2 separate regions of the Homo sapiens genome follow, and region 1 is linked to region 2. Evidence: chromatin loops called from intact Hi-C (ENCODE). Cell type or tissue: thyroid gland. All regions are shown on one strand. Region 1 overlaps EPHB1 (EPH receptor B1). Region 2 overlaps EPHB1 (EPH receptor B1).

Region 1 (2,500 bases), 77 kb before region 2:
CATTGCTTCAGTGTCTTATGGCATTGAACGTGGTCAGCTGAACATGGCATTGCAGTGGTCAGTTTTAGGGCAGGCCTCATTTTTACTTCTTTTAGGTCATTTGATTTTTTTCTACCTGGATGTCAAGAAGATTCCTTCTTTATCCTGGAGATTTAGTAATTTCACCAGGATGCATCTTGATTTTATCTTAGGATGTATTTTGACTTTTTCAAATGGCAGTTCCAAGACTTTAATTCAAGAAGCCTTTCTTCTGTGTGTTTTTGAATAGTTTTCTGTTATATTTGTTGGTGTTCTCCTCTCCAGAGTATGAATGAAGCGCGTGTCGTGGGATGCCCAGGAGTGTGCCTTCTGCTGAGGGTGCTGGGGGTCGTAGCCACTGAGGCTGCTGCTCTGCCTGCTTCATACTCTGTTCTGGAAGTTTCTTTCAGCCAGGAGGCAGTGAAGATGGGAGTGGGGGAAACAGAGACAGAAAGAACACCCTCTGAGCTATCCCACAGGTCCCCACACTTCCCTTACAACATGTGGCTGTCTTATTACTGCAGGGCCTCTCAGGATGCAACATTTGCCTTTAGAGAAACCCAAATCTGGGCCAAAGTCTGAGGAGGTGTGAGTCTGCTTTCATTGTTCTTCCAAATTCCAGTGCATTTTCTACTAGGTGGTTTGTAATGCCACCATTTCTTTATTTTCGTGAAGATTGATTTTTCTCTTTTTTCCTATCTCCTGTTTTGAAGGGTGTCAAGAGAATAGGGTATAGAAAAACTGTATCCTGACAATGCAGTCCAGATTTTTTTTACTGGATAAAGCAATACTAACTTGATTTTCATATTCTTTCCTTTTGGCTATTCCATGCCAGAGAGAGTCTGTCAGAGTCTTCTATATACGTAATGAGGGACCACTTGATCTGGTGGCAGTGATTCAAACTGAAGGTGCCTTGTCCTGAAGGAATCAATAATCTCTGAATAATACAATGTATAAATTCAGTACCACCAAGCAATTACTGGGCAATCAGGACTGTCACTGCTCCAGGACAGAGTAGTGCTCAGCTGAGCACATCAGGGCATTCTTTGCTCCCAAGGCATCAACATTGCAGCTTGGTGTTTGTGCTTGGTGTGCATTTGGCTGCCATGTGGCAGTGGGCTGGTGTGTGCTCAGTAAGCACAGCCAGTCCTCAAGGCTGACTTCCTGGAATAGCACATGGTGGCAGTCAGTGAAGCGGCCGCTCACTCATGGCTGGCTTGTACACACACACTTAGAACATCCTCCGTCAGTTGCCTTGTTCTGGAATGTTCATGAAGGTGTGTAGCTTATTAAAACAAGAAAAATACCCTTCATTTATACATTTACCTAGAGACATGACAGAGGACATAGAGAGCTTCAGAAAAACTTCATTTTCCCCTACTTTTCAGTCTTGGCCAAGGCCAGATTGTGGTTCAAATTTGTTGGATTTAGTTGGCATATTTCTTTCTTGTTTCCCCAATTAACATGGCTAATAGAGGGATACATGCCAGGAGGTGCCTGGCTCTCTGTCCCCACTGCCCTGTCTCCTGCAGCTGTAGGAGGTCAAGCCTGTGAGGATCCCCCAAGCCAACTCCCTCAGAGGGAGAATAAACATCAGCTCAAGCTTCTCAGCTTATTCTCTGCAAAGGCTATTTTATTGGCAAATGGTGAACTAGCAGAAACTCTGAATCCACTGATCCAGATCCTTGAGTAAAAGCCACATACACCCAGCATTTCATATAATATATGTATTTGCATGTACATATTTTATTGAAAACCAGGGACTTTGCTGGAAGTATTTAAAGGTAACCAAAATCTGCCTTTTGCAGTACATTTCCAAGCTGAGACATCATAATAGATGTGGCACCTGATGATTTCAGAACGAAAGCCTTTCAACCTCCAAAATCATCCCCACCTTTACACTACTTACGAATGGGCCAAACGGGATGGGGAGTCATTTCCGTTTATCAGAAGGAAAGCTGACAGCACAGGAATGCAGTCACTTGCCTACCTTGTCTATACCCCAAATGTGAAAAAGGACAACAGTCCCACCCTCTCAGGACCTTAGTAACAGGAATATCGGGATTGAGTGAGTAGCAGAGGTTTGCCCCTGCACCGTCATTGTGTGGTCTACCCCTGCAGTGCCAACTCTGCAGTGCCCACATCTCTCATCAGGACAGCTGTAGAGTCATTGCCTGCCTGTCAGGGGGAGTGGGAAATGAGCAGATTGCAGACACTGGGAGGTAGCGGCCTGACCTGCTATATCACCACCGCATACCGAGGAATCCGTATGTCGGAAGACACATCTGGGAGAGTTAGCGGGTGATTTAGACAGACAATCTTAGGGTGAGAGCAGAGAGACAGAAAAGGAGGCATCAACCACTGGGCTGAGAATCCTGGGGCCAAGTTGCTTTAGGAAAGGCAACCACTTTCAGTGGTTTATAGTCCATATTACAACCACCCAGCCCGCCCAGCTTGGAACAACTTAGCTCTATAAGGGGGC
Region 2 (2,500 bases):
GTAGAATACCCAGCAGCCACATCCATGCATCACGTTTTTACATCTGGTCAGGAATTCAGGCAGGCAGGAACTCAGAGGGACTGAGAGCCAGCATATGACATAGACCATACTTATTTTTTTTTCTCTTCCTTTAGAGGCAGGAAAAGTAGGACAAGATGCCCTAAGTGAGTAGAAAAGATATTCATCTTGTCCCTTTCCTAAGCCTCTCGTCTGAACTCATGTTGACTTGAACATGTGACTTTTTGAGCCTGAGTACATATGCCCATCGTTACAGAATGTCCCCACCCCCTTAGATAACTTACCATAGTAAATAGCTGGAAAGGGCATCAGCTGTGAAGCCAGACAGACCTGGTGGTGAATTATACCTCCATGACAGAGTAGCTGGGAAATATTGGGCAAATTGTTTTATCTCTGAGCCTCAGTATCACTGTCAGTGAAATGGAAATGCTACTATCTTCTCATATAGTTTCATCGAAAAGAAATGTTACGATTACATTTGTCTGTAAGGAACATAAAAATGAAAGATAATTGTGGGTTTTAAAAATACAGGGTTTTTTTTCTCATGTAAAATAAGTCCGGGTTGGATGGCACTCCATGGTGTGATGTTGGAAACCCAGGTGCATTCTACTTCGTTGCTTTGACATTCTTAGCACACAGTTTTCACCTCATAGTTGAAGATGGCTGCTTGAGTTCCAACCATCATGTCTACTTTTCAGCCAGCAAAAATGAGGAAGGATGGAAGAAGAGCTAACTTTCTCCCAGAAGTCACATAGGATACTACTTCTCCTTGTATCCCTAGATCTTAGTGATTCAAGCCAATACTCATGCATTATCAAAGCTTGATGGGAATGTCCCATATGGTAGGGGAAAATGTTGACTTTGAAAAATAGAAAACATTAGCAAGGTGATGACACATTGTCTATACTCAACATATTATCATTTTATAATAGAAAATATTAACTGCTATTAATACTTTTAATTGAGCAGTTATTTCATGCCAGATATTGTATCAAACATTTATATTTTCTATCTCATTCAATCATCAAAACAACTCTATGAGACAGGGACTAATTTTTACACACGAGGAAACTGAGGCTTAAAAAGGTTGTAGGACTTGCTTTCCATGGCTCTAAGTAGTAGAGTCTGTAACTGAAGCTGGTACTCCTTTCTCCAGGAAGTTATGTTGGCATAGTTGATGTTTAACATAAGTAGTTATACACAATAGTTTTTGTTTATTCTAGGTAAATTTACTTGGTATAAAAATACTCCAGCCAGTAAGCTATCAAGTCTCTGGAGTCAGCAGCCTGCATTCAATTCCCAGGTGTACCACCAGCAGTGGGACTTTGAACAAGCTACTGGACTTATTTGAGCCTTAGTTTTTTAATGTGCAAAATTGGAATAATTGTAGCACTTGTTTCTTGGGGCTGTTGTGAGAATAAAATGGGATTATTCTGAGTAACATACCTGGCCTGTGCCACATGCTTAAATTCTTATTGTTGCTCTTATTAATAAAACAATTGTTATTAATACCAACACAACTTTACAACCAATTTTAACACGTGGTGGGTAGCTTGGCACATAGACCTTGCCTTGGAAGGGTGAAGTGAGACACATCAGGTGCCGAGGGTAGGAGGGCCTGGCCATGCTTCTCATACCAGTCTCTCATTTATTAAGAGGGCTTTGCTGGCCTGACCGTAAAGCCTGAAAGGTGAGAGTGGGCACAGGAGAGCAGGACCCTTCCTGGGCATGAGAGGGAGCAATGTCGTGTTCACCTGTCCAGCTAGGCTCCTGTCATTCCTTCAGCTCTGGGTTCGTGTCCTGCTGTTTGCTTTGGGGAAGTCCTTTCTCAAGTTGCTCAGCAGTGCCTGCTGCTCCTTTGCCCCATTCCTCCCTCTGAGCCTTCCCTGAGTTCCTCACCTGCTGCTCCTTCTCTAGGTTCTTCCTGACGTGCTGAGCCTTCAGTTCAATGGCTTCCCTAAGTGTGCATTGAGATCTAAGTGCTAAGTGTATCCTTAACACCTCTAATCTCTGCTGCAAGCTTCTCCCCTAATTGTGTTTCACTGACAAACCTGAAGGCAGTTGGTGATACTGATGTTCATCCAGGAAACTGAAAATAAGGAGGACATAGTGCACTCTGGAAATTACCTCTCAGCACCTAGGAATAAATGATCTCAGGAGAGAATGTGACTATCCAACCCTTCGCTGCCTCTGTTGCAGTGGGAGGCCTCACCCAGATGATCTGATTTGCAACATCCACTGGTCCATTCACATGATCTCCAGGGATCCAGTGCCTATGGCTGGCTCTGCTCAGGTGCTCAAAAGGAGGGTGTCCTCCCTATTCCAGAACCTGCAAGCCCCACTTCTCTTTCCAAAGTCTGCATCAGAGTTGGTGAGGTCCTGAGCAAAAGTCGCAGGTCAGACAAAATGAATTCTGCCAAATCTCTCTGCCTTCAGCCTTTTGGATAAATCTCATGCATATATTCTGCCTTGTCATAGTAAC

What was found. Hi-C counts contacts between places; a loop is a spot of excess contacts. Peaks named below come from ENCODE experiments on the same cell type or tissue, not always from the same donor. Only the 100,000 strongest peaks of a DNase experiment are listed, where the experiment ranks them.
Region 1: a loop joins it to region 2, with 11 times the contacts of the local background. A loop is called at or near these places in 1 of 110 quality-filtered maps.

The regions. Positions count from the first base shown.
Region 1 is chr3:135,011,180-135,013,679 of GRCh38, forward strand. The region is part of intron 3 of EPHB1 (EPH receptor B1); the gene reads left to right. Among named protein-coding and RNA genes, the nearest start is that of EPHB1, 220 kb to the left of the region's middle. In thyroid gland, no CTCF peak of the experiment used is centred here; a DNase peak (open chromatin) is centred at 1,182; H3K27ac peaks cover 1,012 bases.
Region 2 is chr3:135,087,928-135,090,427 of GRCh38, forward strand. The region is part of intron 3 of EPHB1 (EPH receptor B1); the gene reads left to right. Among named protein-coding and RNA genes, the nearest start is that of EPHB1, 290 kb to the left of the region's middle. In thyroid gland, no CTCF peak of the experiment used is centred here; no DNase peak of the experiment used is centred here.